Linked DNA regions of Homo sapiens: region 1 is linked to region 2. A link is an interaction called in ENCODE POLR2A ChIA-PET data of the cell type or tissue named here. Cell type or tissue: CD4-positive, alpha-beta T cell. All regions are shown on one strand. Each heading gives the region's core, and the rest is flanking DNA. Links, peaks and the distances in the headings are about the cores only.

Region 1 (8,331 bases), core at 76-8,075, 100 kb after region 2:
CTCTTTAACTAGAGCATGGAGACCATTCATATCTGTTGTAATTACAGATATTTTGGATATATGTCTGCCATTATATTTAGTCTTCTAGTTGGCTGGCCTGTGTGTTTGTTTTCTGTCCCTTTTTTTTTTTTTTTTTTTTTTTTGAGACAGAGTCTCATTCTGTCACCCAGGCTGGAGTGCAATGGCGTGGGCTCGGCTCACTGCAACCTCCGCCTCCCGAGTTTAAGGGATTCTTCTGCCCCAGCCTCCCTAGTAGCTGGGACTACAGGCACGTGCCACCACACCTGGCTAATTTTTTTTTTTTTTTGAGACGGAGTCTAGCCCTTGTCGCCCAGGCTAGTGTGCAATGGCGTGATCTTGGCTCAACGCAACCTCCGCCTCCTGGGTTCAAGTGATTCTCCTGCCTCAGCCTCCCAAGTAGCTGGGATTACAGGCATGTGCCACCATGCCCCCGGCTAATTTTGTACTTTTAGTAGAGTCGGGGTTTCTCCATGTTCATCAGGCTGGTCTTGAACTCCCGACCTCAGGTGATCGCCCGCCTCGGCCTCCCAAAGTGCTGGGATTACAGACGTGAGCCACCGTGTGCGGCTTGTATTTTTTTTTTTTTTTTTTTTTTTTTAGTATTTATTGATCATTCTTGGGTGTTTCTCGCAGAGGGGGATTTGGCAGGGTCATAGGACAATAGTGGAGGGAAGGTCAGCAGATAAACAAGTGAACAAGGGTCTCTGGTTTTCCTAGGCAGAGGTCCCTGCGGCCTTCTGCAGTGTTTGTGTCCCTGGGTACTTGAGATTAGGGAGTGGTGATGACTCTTAACTGCCTTCAAGCATCTGTTTAACAAAGCACATCTTGCACCGCCCTTTATCCATTTAACCCTGAGTGGACACAGCACATGTTTCAGAGAGCACGGGGTTGGGGGTAAGGTTATAGATTAACAGCATCCCAAGGCAGAAGAATTTTTCTTAGTACAGAACAAAATGGAGTCTCCTATGTCTACTTCTTTCTACACAAACACAGCAACAATCTGATTTCTCTATCTTTTCCCCACATTTCCCCCTTTTCTATTCGACAAAACCGCCATCGTCATCATGGCCCGTTCTCAATGAGCAGTTGGGTACACCTCCCAGATGAGGTGGCGGCCGGGCAGAGGGGCTCCTCACTTCCCAGAAGGGGTGGCCGGGCAGAGGCGCCCCCCCCACCTCTCGGACGGGGCGGCGGCCAGGCGGAGGCGCCCCCCAACTCCCCAACGGGGCGGCTGGCCGGGCGGGGGCTGCCCCCCACCTCCCTCCCGGAAGGGGCGGCTGGCTGGGCGGAGGCTGCCCCCCACCTCCCAGACGGGCCGGCTGCCGGGCGGAGACGCTCCTCACTTCCCAGACGGGGTGGCTGCCGGGCGGAGGGGCTCCTCACTTCCCAGACGGGGCGGCTGCTGGGCGGAGGGGCTCCTCACTTCTCAGACGGGTCGGCCGGGCAGAGACGCTCCTCAACTCCCAGACGGGGTCGCGGTCGGGCAGAGGCGCTCCTCACATCCCAGATGGGGTGGCGGGGCAGAGGCGCTCCCCACATCCCAGACGGGGTGGCGGGGCAGAGGCGCTCCCCACATCTCAGACGATGGGCGGCCGGGCAGAGACGCTCCTCACTTCCTAGACGGGATGGCGGCCAGGAAGAGGCGCTCCTCACTTCCCAGTCTGGGCAGCAGGGCAGAGGGGCTCCTCACATCCCAGACGATGGGCGGCCAGGCAGAGATGCTCCTCACTTCCCAGACGGGGTGGCGGCCGGGCAGAGGCTACAATCTCGGCACTTTGGGAGGCCAAGGCAGGCGGGTGGGAGGTGGAGGTTGTAGTGAGCCGAGATCACGCCACTGCACTCCAGCCTGGGCAACATTGAGCACTGAGTTAATGAGACACTGTCTGCAATCCCGGCACCTCAGGAGGCCTAGGCTGGCAGATCACTCGCGGTTAGCAGCTGGAGACCAGCCCGGCCAACACAGCGAAACCCCGTCTCCACCAAAAAAATACGAAAACCAGTCAGGTGTGGCGGCGCGCGCCTGCAATCGCAGGCACTTGGCAGGCCGAGGCAGGAGAATCAGGCAGGGAGGTTGCAGTGAGCCGAGATGGCGGCAGTACAGTCCAGCTTTGGCTTGGCATCAGAGGGAGACCGTGGGGAGAGGGGAGGCTTGTATTTTTAATAGAGACAGAGTTTCACTGTGTTGGCCAGGCTGGTCTTGAACTCCTGACCTCATGATCTTCCCACCTCAGCCTCTCAAAGTGCTGGGATTACAGGCAGGAGCCACCGCGCCCGACCTTTTTTTTTTTTTTTTTTTTTTTTTCCCAGGCTGGAGTGCAGTGGTGCAATCCTAGCTCATTGCAGCCTTGAACTCCCCGTGCTCAGATGATCCACCTTAGCCTCTTGGGTACCTGGGACTACAGATTTGTGCCACCGTGCCTAGCTAATTTTTTTTTTTTTTTTTTTTTTGTAGAGACAGGGTTTCATCATATTGCACAGGCTGGTCTTCAACTTCTGGGTTCAAGTGCTCACCTCAGCCTCCCAAAGTGTTGGGATTATAGGCGTGAGCAGCTGCTGTAGGCCCACAAAATGTATTTTTATAGCCTCTTTCCCATCCAGTCGGGGTTTCTGTATTTACATATTGTCACTGAAGTATTTTTATAGCCTCTTTTCCCATCCAGTCAGGGTTTGTGTATTTACATATTGTGACTGAAGTACACTACTGAATGATAATCCTTTTCTCAGATGATTATTTTCTCAATTATTTATCAGATATAATTGCCAGTCAGGTCATCTGATAAGCAAGAAATAACTACTGCTGTTACTTAGTTCAGGTAATTTTCATCAATGCTAAGTAAATTGCTAATTTATTGTAGGATAAAATGTAACTTTTTGGGGCTTTTGGAAAGTCTAAAAATATGTATTCCATGACTGCTATGCCAACCCTAAGTTTTGAAACACTGATGAAAGTTTCCTTTGATTTGTGGGAGTGAGGCAACAATTACATTAGTAAAAACTTAAGGTAGTATATGGGCTGGGCGCAGTGGCTCTCTCCTGTAATCCCAGCTCTTTGGGAGACCAAGGCAAGTGGATCACTTGAGGTCAGGTGTTTGAGACCAGCCTGGCCAACATGGTGAAACCCTACCTCTACCAAAAAATACAAAAATTAGCTGTGTGTGGGCTGGGCGCGGTGGCTCACGCCTGTAATCCCAGCACTTTGGGGGGCCGAGGCGGGCGGATCACGAGGTCAGGAGATCGAGACCATCCTGGCTAAAACGGTGAAACCCCGTCTCTATTAAAAATACAAAAAATTAGCCAGGCATGGTGGCACGCCTCTGTAATCTCAGCTAATCCGGAGGCCGAGGCAGGAGAATCGCTTGATCCCAGAAGTCGGAGGTTGCAGCGAGCCGAGATTGTGCCACTGCACTCCAGCCCGGGTGATAGAGCGAGACTCTCTCAAAAAAAAAAAAAAAAAAAAAAAAAATAGCTGGGTGTGGTGGCACATGCCTATAGTCCCACCTACTTGGGAGGCTGAGGCGGGAGAATTGCTGGAACCCTGGAGGGGAGGCAGAGGTCAGTGAGGTACCTGAGATCGCACCACTGTGCTCCAGCCTGGGCAGACAGAATGAGACCTTGTCTCAAAAAAAAAAAAAAAAAAAAGAGAAAAACTTAAGGTAGTATATTCTCTGTTATTTCTGTGAATGCTAAGTTTACATTACTGCAGATTAGGCCTGAATGATGGTTCTCCCTGCGCAAATGGTATATGCTACTCTATAGGTGTTCACTTGAACGAATATTTATTGCTGCCAGTTGTCAACAATGTTAGATGCTAGAATACAGATGAATAATGTAGGTTCCTGATCTTCAGTTGCTTACATGTTGGTGAGCAGACACACACAGTTTAAATGTGTGTATAGGATTCCAGGGTACTGCTGCCTGTGACAGAGAAAAGCATTGTTGAATTGAGCTTGAGTATTTGGCAAGGATTCCTTGAGCTGGGGAGGCTGAGCCTTAGTTTTCTTAGATTCTTCCTATAGAATCAAGTATCAAGGCTGGGCACGGTGGCTCACGCCTGTAATCCCAGCACTTTGGGAGGCCGAGACGGGCAGATCACCTGAGGTCGGGAGTTTGAGACCATCCTGACCAACATGGAGAAACCCCATCTCTATTAAATTATAAAAAATTATCCGGGCATGGCGGTGGGTGCCTGTAACCCCAGCTACTTGGGAGGCTGAGGAGGAGGAGAATCGTTTGAACCTGGGAGGCGGAGGTTGCAGTGAGCCAAGATCATGCCATTGTACTCCAGCCTGGGCAACAAGAGTGAAACTCCGTCTCAAAAAAAAAAAAAGAAAAAAGTATCAAATTCCTGAAGTTACAATTAAATTGTTAAAACACTTTAAATGTTGTATTCAGAGTTTAGTTTTATTAGAATTTGCTGTTATTTTGCTTTGTTCTATTTTGTTTGAGACAGGGTCTTACTCTGTCACTCAGGAATGCAGTGATGCGATCAGGCTCACTGCAGCCTTAACCTACCTGGGCTCAAGCGATTTCCCCCACTCAAAAAAAAAAAGAGAGAATGTGCAGTATGTCCTTGAGTAAACATGCCTGTGGAACGTGAAGGCAAAAAGGCAGGGACGATTTAGGAGAATACCAAGGCTGGTTTGACCAAGTGTAGGGATTGGAAGGAATAAACAGTTTGCATTTTATTGAGGAGTTGATGGTTTGTGAACAGAAGTTGACAGTTTTTGTTGATAGTGTTTGTTTGTTTCTTTCTTTATTTTTGAGATGGAGTCTCGCTTTATATCCCAGGTTGGAGTACAGTAGCACGATCTCGACTCACTGCAACTTCTGCCTCCCAGGTTCAAGTGATTCTTGTGCCTCAGCCTCCTCTGAGTAGTTGGAATTACAGGCACGTGCCACCACAAACCTGGCTAATCTTTATATATATATATTTTTTTTTTTTTTTAGATGGAGTCTCGCTCTGTCACCCAGACTGGAGTGCAGTGGCGCGATCTCGGCTCACTGCAACCTCCACCTCCCAGGTTCAAGCTGTTCTCCCACCTCAGCCTCCCAAGTAGCTGGGATTACAGGCACCCGCCATCATGCCCGGCTAATTTTTGTACTTTTGTAGAGATGGGGTTCCACCATGTTGGCCAGGCTGGTCTTGAACTCCTGACCTCAGGTGATCCGCCCGCCTCGGCCTCCCAAAGTGCTGGGATTACAGGCGTGAGCCACCGCGCCTAGCCGTATGAAATGTTTTGAATGACAGAGACAGATGAAAGAATGAGAACAGAAGAAAGATTTGACAATTAGGAGACCAGTGGTGACCTAGGGAGTAGCATTTTTCCTACTGTTAGAGTGATAGGGTGATGGAAACCAGAATACAGAAGGTTAAGGAGATGTTTAGTGAGGAAATGGAGGCAGTGAATGTATTCATTTTGTGAAATACAGTTTATGTAGTTGTTGCTTACAAGATAGAACATGAAGTTTCAGGAGTGCTTGGAAGGTAATTTTTCTGAGCCTTTGTTTTTGAGAGTAATCCGGATGTAGAGAACAGTTGAGCGATTCGTTTTTTTTTTGTTTGTTTGTTTGTTTTGAGATTGAGTCTCGCTGTTTCCCAGGCTGGAGTGCAGTGGCGTGATCTTGACTCACTGCAACCTCCGCCTCCCAGGTTGAAGCAATTCTCCTCCCTCAGCCTCTCCAGTAGCTGGGACTATAGGCTCATGCCACTACACCTGGCTAATTTTTGTATTTTTAGTAGAAACAGGGTTTCACCATGTTAGCCAGGATGGTCTTGATCTCCTGACCTCCTGATCCGCCCGCCTGTGCCTCCCAAAGTGCTGGGATTACAGGCGTGAGCCACTGTGCCCAGCCAGTTGAGTGGTTCTTTAGACATATAAGGATGTGGGGTATTTCTCATTAGTGTAGTGTTTTCTTTATTAAGGAATTTTGTATTTGGATTAAAACTGGACCAGATACTTATGTGGCAGGTGTGTTAATGTTTAAATGGATGGCATGACTTTGTTTTGATAGATACATTCTTTAGGTAACAGACATTTTTAAGAAAGTTGCTTTTGGCATGAGTGATTAAGTAATAAGGATGTCAGTAAAATAAAAGCAATATACTTTTACTAAAAAAAGAAAAACCAGGACTTGATATCCTGGATTCATGAGGAAAGTTGAAGAACTATAATGAAAAACTTCTGAAGTATTAAATCAGTATTTATATTTTAGGCTTGTAATAAAACCTAGAGATGATGTAACTGTCTCAAAATGACTTAATAGGTATGTTGAACTTTTATAAATCACTTGTGAAATAAATTGTGAATTTGTGACATTTGAGTGCCAAATGTTGAAATGGTTCCTGCAGAGATGTGAATAATGAGAACTATTATTTTAGGTCATCTGGTCTTCATTAAGAATTGATTTGAAGCCGGGCGTGGTGGGTCATGCCTTTAATCCTAGGACTTTGGGAGGCTGAGGCAGGTGGATCACCTGAGGTCAGGAGTTCAAGAACAGCTTGGCCAACATGACGAAACCCCGTCTCTACTAAAAATGCAAAAATTAGCCAGGCATGGTGGTGGGTGCCTGTAATCCCAGCTACTTGGGAGGCTGAGACAGGAGAATTGCTTGAACCTGGGAGGCAGAGGTTGCAGTGAGCTGAGATCATGCCATTGCACTCCAGCCTGGGCAACAGAGTGAAACTCTGTTTAAAAAAAAAAAAAAAGAATTGATTTGATGCTTGACTGTAGTCGCAGCTGCTTGGGAGGTTGAGGTGGGAGAATCTCTTGAGCGCAGGAGGCAGAGGTTGCAGGGAACCGAGATTGCACCACTGCGCTTCAGCCTGGGCGAAAGAGTCAGACCCTGTCTCAGGAGAAAAAAAAAAAGTATACAATTAAGTTATTGACTATAGTTACCCTATTGTGCTATCAAATAGTGGGTCTTATTATTTTTGTACTCAATAACCATCCCTACCTCCCCCAAGTCCCCCACTACCCTTCCTAGCCTCTGATACTCCATCCTTCTACTGTCTGTGATTATGAGTTCAATTGTTTTGATTTTTAGTTCCCACAACTAAGTGAGAACATGTGATGTTTGTCTTTCTGTTTCTGGGTTATTTCACTTAACATAATGATCTCCGGTTCTATCCACGTTGTTTCAAATGACAGGATCTCATTCTTTTTTATGGCTAAGTAGTACTCTGTTGTGTATAAGTACCATGTTTTATCTATTCACCTGTTGATAGACACTTAGGTTACTTCCAAATCTTAGCTATTGTAAACAGTGCTGCAACAAACAGGAATGCAGATATTTCTTCAATATACTGATTTCCCTTATTTTGGGTATATACCCAGCAGTGAGATTGCTGGATCATATGGTAGCTCAATTTTTAGTTTTTTCCAGAACCTCCAAATTGTTTTCCATAGTAGTTGTACTGTGTGTTGAGTACTGTCATGGTTTTTCTGTTCTTGAAAATAAGAAGCAAGAGTTAAACATTGTGGCTTAGAGTATCAAGAAGCAAAGATGTTGATTTTTTTTTTTTTTTTTTTGAAGACAGGGTCTTGCTCTGTTGCCCAGGCCAGAGTACAGTGGCGGCTCACTGCAACCTCTGCCTCCTAGGTTCAAGTGATTCTCGTGCCCCAGCCTCTGGACTAGCTGAGATTACAGGTGCGTGCAACCACGCCCAGCTAATTTTTGTATTGTTTGTAAAGATAGGGTTTTGACATGTTGGCCAGGCTGATCTCAAACTCCGGACCTCAAGTGATCCGCCTGCCTCGGCCTCCCAAAGTGCTGGAATTACAGGCATGAGCCACCACACCCAGCCTAAGAAACAAAGATTCTTAATCTCTGTGACTGGTTGTGGTCATCATGACTGTAGTAGAAGAAAAATTGTTTTATTGAACTTGTATCCCTAAGAAAGCTGAGGTAGGTTAGCCTATATTTTGATATCTTCCTTCCTTCTGACTGGCCAAAGGGGGAAGGTGGTTTTCCTCCTTTATCCCCTTTCCTGTGAAGCCTTGGGACAGAGTAACTAGTGGGAAGTTAATCTTACTTTGGTGGATGCAGAGCTGGAGACTCAGGGCAGAGGGAGTGTGAGTGTATAAAGACAGAAATATGCCTGAGTCTTTATCACAGACCAAGGTTATTGTGCTGTTGGTATTAAATCTATGAGTTAATTTGTTCTTACTTTCATCCTTTCAAGAGAGGATAGATGGGGATTCCTGCAGCTGAACATGGTTGGCGAGAGAGCCGTGTTTAGCTACGTTTAGGGATAGAATTTGACATGGATGAGGATGTTAAGTTGGCAACTTATTAGCACTTTTTAAATTT
Region 2 (8,331 bases), core at 244-8,243:
ATAGGTGCCCACCACTATGTCCAGCTAATTTTTGTATTTTTAGTAGAGAGGCAGTTTTGCCATGTTGGCCAAGCTGGCCTCAAAACTCCTGACCTCAGGTGATCCATCCGCCTCGGCCTCCCAAAGTGCTGGGATTACAGATGTGAGCCACAGCATTAGGCCTATGTGACTTCTTTTAAGGAGCCATTCTTGATCTTCTTCCTCTGCTGAGCTCCCACAGCTCTGTTCATACTCCTTATGGTCCTTAGACTATCAAGTGCTTTAGTTGGATGGGTTCCCTACTAGTCTATGAGCTCCTTAAGGACAGGGAGGAGGACCAGGTCACATCTCTGCCCACCCACCACACGTATCACACAGTAGGGCCTAAGAAATGATTGCTAAAGGAATGAATCTTTTTCACTTCTCTGACAATAAATTGGAAATATTAGAATGTTGGAAAGTTGAAAACTCCTAAGTACTGTATTTCAGTGTTCGTTTCTTTTTTTTTTTTTTTTTTTGAGACAGAGTCTTGCTCTGTCACCCAGGCTGGAGTGCAGTGGTGTGATCTTGGCTCACTGCAAGCTCTGCCTCACGGGTTCACGCCATTCTCCTGCCTCAGCCTCCCGAGTATCTGGGACTACAGGCGCCTGCCACCATGCCCGGCTAATTTTTTTTTTTGTATTTTTAGTAGAGATGGGGTTTCACCGTGCTAGCCAGGATGGTCTCGATCTCCTGACCTCGTAATCCGCCTGCCTCAGCCTCCCAAAGTGCTGGGATTACAGGCGTGAGCCACCGCGCCCGGCCCAGTGTTGGTTTCTTAAAAGCAAGGACCAACCGGGCACTGTGGCTCACGCCTGCAATCCTAGCACTTTGGTAGGCCGAGGCAGGTGGATTGACTGAACTCAGGAGTTCAAGACCACCCTGGGCAACATGGTGAAACCCTGTCTCTACTAAAATACAAAAAATTAGCTGGGCGTGGTGGTGGGGGCCTGTAGTCCCAGCTATTCAGGAGGCTGAGGCACAAGAATTGCTTGAGCTTGGGAGGCAGAGGTTGAGCCGAGATCACACCACTGCACTCTAGCATGGTCAACAGAGCGAGACTCAGCCTCCAAAAAAAAAAAAAAAAAAAAGCCAGAACCTTCTCTTACATAACCATATTTTTTTTTTACTGTGGTTTGCCAGATGTTTCCTTAAATGCCTGGAGAAAAGGAAATAAGGGAAGGAAAAAAGCAGTACAAAAGAAAAGAAAAATTTCCAGGTCTTTGCAGATTGGCTCTATGTTGAATCACTCCTTCTATGCTTAGCCATGCTGTTTGCAACTCTGTCTAAACCTCCACTTCTTGCTTGCACTGAGTCTAAAAATCAGGCAGAGGTGAAAACTCATGGTCTTCCCAGTTTTTCTCTAAGCATGTGTCCTTCTCTTGGCATGTGTGTGGCTTTCTAGATTCCCCTGTAAACATAGAAAACTTTCAAAGCTCTTATTCTCCCCCAAAATATCATTCTCTGGATTTTCCTCTCAGGCTTTCAACATGTCTGTTGTTTGATCTAGCTGTTTTTTTGATTGTTTGTTTTGCCCAGCCCATAGCAGTTCATTCATTTGTTCTTAATTGCTTTTAGGAAAAGTCTGTGTAGCTGCTCTATCCTAGCAGAGTTCCAAGTTAGTTACAACAAAGAGAAACCCTAGTTAGGTTCAAAAGACAAATCCTGGGCCGGCGCGGCGGCTCACACCTGTAATCCTAGTACTTTGGAAGGCCAAGGTGGGTGGATCACCTGAGGTCAAGAGTTTGAGACCAGCCTGGCCAACATGGTGAAACCCCCTCTCTACTAAAAATACAAAAATTATCTGGGCGTGGTGGCGGGCACCTGTAATTCCAGCTACTTGGGAGGCTGAGGCAGGAGAATGGCATGAACCCGGGAGGCAGAGGCTGCTATGAGCTGAGATCACACCATTGCACTCCAGCCTGGGTGAAAGAGCGAAACTCAGTCTCAAAAAAAAAAAAAAAAAAAAAAAAAAAAAAATCAAATCCTATTCCATAGGAACAAGGTCCACTCTGCTCTCTCTAGAACGAGGTATCTGAACAGGGAACACAAGCTGCTGGCTCTAAGATCACTGCTTCTCTAAGGAGGGGATGGGGCTAAGGTAAGCTAAAATACCACAAAAATCTTAGCTGCTTCAGTGGCCTTTCTCTTGGTTAAGCATTTGGTTGCTGTAAACTTTTCTTTTTCTTTTTTTTTTTTTTTTTGAGATGGAGTGTCACTCTGTCGCTCAGGCTGGAGTGCAGTGGCACAATCTTGGCTCACTGCAATCCCCTCCTTCCAGGTTCAAGCAATTCTCCTGCCCCAGCCTCCCAAGTAGCTGGGACTACAGGCGCACGCCACCACGCCCAGCTAATTTTTGTATTTTAAGTAGAGACAGCGTTTCACCATATTGGTCAGGCTGATCTTGAACTCCTGGTCTCAGGTGATCCACCCGCCTCAGTCTCCCAAAGTGCTGGGATTACAGGCATAAGCCATAGCACCCGGCCCGTTGCTGTAAACTTTTAACTGTCTCCTAGCATTCTGATAAGGTTGAATTCCAACAGGTTTTGCCAAGTTTTTCAGTGTTTCTGGGGAGAAATGGATCCCCTACTCTGCCATTTTCAATAATGCCACTTCTAACCTCCATGCCTTTTTATTATACTCAATTTCTATCTTTTTATGTTGTTCTCTCTTTTTTTTTTCTTTGAGGTGGAGTCTCCTCTGTCACCCAGGCTGGAGCGTAATGGTGTGATCTCGGGTCACTGCAACCTCCACCTCCCAGATTCAAGTGATTCTCCTGCCTCAGCCTCCTGAGCAGCTAGGATTACAGGCACCTGCCACCACACCAAGCTAATTTTTGTTTTTCGGTTTTTTTGAGATGGAGTCTCGCTCGGTTGCCTGGCCTGGAGTGCGGTGGTGCAATCTCGGCTCATTGCAGCATCCGCCTCCCCAGTTCAAGCTATTCTCCAGCCTTAGCCTCCTGAGTAGCTGGGATTACAGGCATGCGCCACTGTGTCTGGCTAATTTTTGTATTTTTTAGTAGAGATGGGGTTTCACCATGTTGTCCAGGCTGATCTCGAACTCCTGACCTCAGGTGATTCGCCCACCTCGGCCTCTCAAAGTGCTAGGATTACAAGCGTGAAACACTGTGCCTGGTCAATTTGTATGCTGTTCTCTAAGCCACTTCCTTAGAACCATCTTCTAATTCACTAACACTCTGTTTGTCTATGTCCATCTAAGATAATGTATATCTAGTTTATTGAGGGTTTATTACCAATAACTTACTTTTTTCATTTAGGAAATTATTTTCAGGATTTCTAATTGATTCATTTATTTTTAATTTTTAAAGTTTTCATTTTGAAATAATTTTAGATTTACAGAAGAGCTTCAGAGATAGCATAGCAAATTCTTGTTTATCCTCCACCCAGCTTTCCCTAATGTTAACAGTTACGTAATGTCTTGCATAACTGAGACATTTATCAAAAGTAAGAAACTAAACTTGATATAATACTATTAACTTTATTCAGATTTCCTTAATTTTTCTTTTTTCTTTTTTTCTGTTCAGAATCCAATCCAAGACACCATGTTGAATCTAGTTGTCAAGTCTCAAATCCGTGACTGTACTCAGTCTTTCATTGTCTCATGACCTTGGCATTTTTAAAGAGTACTGGGCAGGTTATTTTGTCTAATGTTCCTCAATTTAGGTTTTTATCTGATGTTTTCTGTTAAGCTAGGGTTATAGATTTTGGGGAAGAATGCTACAGAGGTAAAGTGCCCTTCTCATCACATCATATAAGGGGTTATAAGATATCAGTCTGACATTATTATTTAGGTTAACTTGATCACTTGGTTAAGGTGGTATCTCCATTGTGCAGTTGCTATTTTTCCCTTTCCAAATTCTATGCATTAGAAGTGAGTCACTGAGTCCAGGCAATACTGAATAAGAGAGAAATTGAGCTGTACTTCCCAGAGGGAGATGAATCAAAGAATATGTGTTCTTTCTTTCTTTATTTATTTAGAGACAGGGTCTCACTATATCTCCCAGGCTGTTCTCAAACCCCTGGCCTCAAATGATCCTCCTGTCTTGGCCTCCCACAGTGCTGGGATTATAGGCATGAGCCAATGCGCGAGATCTCTTTTTACGTTTATTCAATTTGTTATTCTTCCTTTATCCCTTTGAGGATCCAAGGCATACTTGTGTTGAAGCCTTTTATTTCTGTTGTTTTTTTCTTAGATTGAGAGTATCTGTGAAAAAGGTCTTTTAAAGATTGTTCTTTTCTTTGCATTTATCTATAGTGAATTACCCTCCTAATTATGGAGGATTTTACTTTGTTTGTTTTTTTGGTTGGTTTTTTTTTTTTTTTTTTTTTTGGTGTTGGTGTTGGGGAATTTGTCCTGTCTACAATTAATTTTAATAAGTTGAGGAAATTTATTTGCAGGTTCATCTTAGAGTGGGAAGTTTTGCAATTTCGTTCTGTTTTGTTTTGCTATAACCTTCTTTCTCACTGCTCTCACCATCCTTATCTAGGGTTTTTGTGAATTCAGTCATGGCCCTGTATGTTTGGCACAGATCCTGGTTTTGTGGCCATGTCTATGTTGGCCTGGTTCCTGGGTATGAGAGTTACAAAAGCTGCTGTCCCAGGCAGCAGAGGGCAGCAGCTTGTTTCAGCCTCTTTTTCTCACCTCAGCCCCTAGTTTTATGAACTAAAACAGATTCCAAGCCACTCTGACTGGAGCATTTTCCTCTATTAGATTACTTTTTTTACTTTGAAAAAAATTTTTTTTTTTTTTTGGAGAGTGGGTCTCACTCTGTTGCGCAGGCTGGAGTGCAGTGGTGCAATTGTAGCTCACTGCAACCTCCACCTCCCCAGGCTTAGGTGATTCTCCACCTCAGCCTCCCAAGTAGCTGGGACTACAGATGCACGCCACCATGCCCAGCTAATTTTCGTATTTTTTTGTATAAACAGGGTTTCATCATGTTGCTCAGACTAGTCTCGAACTCCTGGCCTCAAGTGATCCACCCATCTCTACCTCCCAAAGTGCTATGATTACAGGTGTGAACCACCATGCCCAGCCAAAAATGATGTTTTTAATAGATACAAAAATAAAATAGGTAAGTTCTCATAAAATTACTATATTTAAACAATAGGGGCCAGGCGCAGTGGCTCACACCTGTAATCCCAGCACTTTGGGAGGCTGAGGCAGGCGGATCTTTGAGGTCAGGAGTTCAAAACCAGCCTGGCCAACATGGTGAAATCCCATCTCTACTAAAAACACAAAAGAATAGCCAGGCAGGGTGATGGGCACCTGTAATCCCAACTACTTGGGAGGATGAGGCAGGAGAATTGCTTGAGCCCGGGAGGCGGAGGTTGCAGTGAGCCGAGATCGTGCCATTGCACTCCAGCCTGGACAACAGAGCAAGACTCTGTCTCAGAAAGCAAACAAACAAACAAACAAAAAACCAACAGGGAAAAATTTATGTCTGCAATTTTATTTCAATAAATAAGCACACAAGTAGGTGGTAAGAATACACACACAGAGAGGGAACATCACAATATTTATTGCATTTATTTCTTGGAAATGGTTTTTGATTGTTGTTTTGAGACAGGTCTCACTGCAAACTGCACATCCTGGGCTCTAAAAAACCTCTAACCTCAGCCCCACCCCCAATAGCTGGGACTACAAGTGCACACCACCACACCTGGCTAATTTTTTTTTTTTTTTTAGCGTGTAACCTTTTTTTTTTTTTTTTAATTTATTTATTTTTTATTGATCATTCTTGGGTGTTTCTCACAGAGGGGGATTTGGCAGGGTCACAGGACAATAGTGGAGGGAAGGTCAGCAGATAAACAAGTGAACAAAGGTCTCTGGTTTTCCTAGGCAGAGGACCCTGCGGCCTTCCGCAGTGTTTGTGTCCCTGGGTACTTGAGATTAGGGAATGGTGATGACTCTTAACGAGCATGCTGCCTTCAAGCATCTGTTTAACAAAGCACATCTTGCACCGCCCTTAATCCATTTAACCCTGAGTGGACACAGCACATGTTTCAGAGAGCACAGGGTTGGGGGTAAGGTCACAGATCAACAGGATCCCAAGGCAGAAGAATTTTTCTTAGTACAGAACAAAATGAAAAGTCTCCCATGTCTACCTCCTACTACACAAACACGGCAACCATCCGATTTCTCACTCTTTTCCCCACCTCTCCCCACTTTCTACTCCACAAAACCGCCATTGTCATCATGGCCCGTTCTCAATGAGCTGCCGGGCACACCTCCCAGACGGGGAGGTGGCCGGGCAGAGGGGCTCCTCACCTCCCAGTAGGGGCGGCCGGGCAGAGGCGCCCCCCACCTCCCGGACGGGGCGGCTGGCCGGGCGAGGGGCTGACCCCCCCACCTCCCTCCCGGACCGGGCGGCTAGCCGGGCAGAGGGGCTCCTCACTTCCCAGTAGGGGCAGCCGGGCAGAGGCGCCCCTCACCTCCCGGAAGGGGCGGCTGGCCGGGCAGGGGGCTGACCCCCCCGACCTCCCTCCCGGACGGGGCGGCTGGCTGGGTAGAGGGCTGACCCCCCCACCTCCCTCCCGGACGGGGCGGCCGGCCGGGCGGGGGGGCTGACCCCCCCACCTCCCTCCCGGACGGGGCGGCCGGCCGGACGGGGGCTGACCCCCCCACCTCCCTCCCGGACCGGGCGGCTGGCCGGGCAGAGGGGCTCCTCACTTCCCAGTAGGGGCGGCCGGGCAGAGGCGCCCCTCACCTCCCGGACGGGGCGGCTGGCCGGGCGGGGGGCTGACCCCCCCACCTCCCTCCTGGACGGGGCGGCTGGCCTGGCGGTGGGTGACCCCCACCTCCTTCCTGGACGGGGTGGCTGCCGGGCGGTGACGCTCCTCACTTCTCAGAGGGCGCGGCTTCCGGGCGGAGGGGCTCCTCACTTCTCAGACGGGGCGGCCGGGCAGAGATGCTCCTCACCTCCCAGACGGGGCGGCGGGGCAGAGGCGCTCCCCACATCTCAGACGATGGGCGGCCTGGCAGAGACGCTCCTCACTTCCTAGATGGGATGGCGGCCGGGAAGAGGCGCTCCTCACTTCCTAGATGGGATGGTGGCCGGGAAGAGGTGCTCCTCACTTCCTAGATGGGATGGCGGCCGGGCAGAGACGCTCCTCACTTTCCAGACTGGGCAGCCAGGCAGAGGGGCTCCTCACGTCCCAGATGATGGGCGGCCAGGCAGAGACGCTCCTCACTTCCCAGACGGGGTGGCGGCAGGGCAGAGGCTGCAATCTCGGCACTTTGGGAGGCCAAGGCAGGCGGCTGGGAGGTGGAGGCTGTAGCGAGCTGAGATCACGCCACTGCACTCCAGCCTGGGCAACATTGAGCACTGAGTGAACCAGACTCCGTCTGCAATCCCGGCACCTCGGGAGGCCGAGGCTGGCGGATCACTCGCGGTCAGGAGCTGGAGACCAGCCCGGCCAACACAGCGAAACCCCGTCTCCACCAAAAAAATACGAAAACCAGTCAGGCGTGGCGGCGCGTGCCTGCAATCGCAGGCACTCGGCAAGCCGAGGCAGGAGAATCAGGCAGGGAGGCTGCAGTGAGCGGAGATAGCAGCAGCACAGTCCAGCCTCGGCTCGGCATCAGAGGGAGACCGTGGAAAGAGAGGGAGAGGGAGACCGTGGGGAGAGGGGGAGGGGGAGGGAGAGGGCAGCGTGTAACCTTTGTAACTTCACTTCAGCCTCCACACCTGGCTAATTTTTGTATTTTTTTGTAGTAACAGGGTTTCACCATGTTGCCTGGGCTGGCTGTAAACTCCCAGCCTCAAGTGATCTGCCTGCCTCGGCCTCCCAAAGTGCTGGGATTACAGGCATGAGCCACCACCAGCCGGTAATGGTCTTTAAAGACATTTCTGGACATTTGTGATCAGAGGAAAAACGTTGCCTAATTATCTAATAATTTTTTTAAAATATTTGTTCCATTTTGCAAGCCATTTTATTTTCCTATCATTAGTTGATACCTATGTGTTTGTTTTTATGCCAAGATTGTGTTGTATTTGACTCAAAAAATATGACTGATGGAAGACTCCTCAACAAAATTGGTAGGTAATATTTGTGTACAATTTTTATATTTATATATACCCACATTAGTCATTTCAGAAATGTATGAAGGCGGTAGGAAGATAGCATGAGTAGGATGAGGTACATTGTTTTTCTTCCAATTAGCTATTTCTCTCTTATTTTTTATTTTTGTTTTACTTTATTTTATTTGAGATGGAGTCTCGCTCTGTTGCCCAGGCTGGAGTGCAGTGGCATGATCTCGGCTCACTGCAACCTCTACCTCCTGGGTTCAAGC

What was found. ChIA-PET counts read pairs that join two places held together with the same protein. Peaks named below come from ENCODE experiments on the same cell type or tissue, not always from the same donor. Only the 100,000 strongest peaks of a DNase experiment are listed, where the experiment ranks them.
Region 1: POLR2A ChIA-PET joins it to region 2 with 5 read pairs; 9 of 35 experiments call an interaction of 5 or more read pairs at or near these places.

What each region holds. Positions count from the first base shown.
Region 1 is chr9:34,032,136-34,040,466 of GRCh38, reverse strand. The region is part of intron 1 of UBAP2 (ubiquitin associated protein 2); the gene reads left to right. Among named protein-coding and RNA genes, the nearest start is that of UBAP2, 13 kb to the left of the region's middle. RefSeq lists an enhancer at 6,234-7,227. In CD4-positive, alpha-beta T cell, for the core only: no CTCF peak of the experiment used is centred there; no DNase peak of the experiment used is centred there.
Region 2 is chr9:34,136,171-34,144,501 of GRCh38, reverse strand. No RefSeq gene overlaps it. Among named protein-coding and RNA genes, the nearest start is that of DCAF12, 14 kb to the right of the region's middle. RefSeq lists a silencer at 762-953. In CD4-positive, alpha-beta T cell, for the core only: no CTCF peak of the experiment used is centred there; a DNase peak (open chromatin) is centred at 4,621.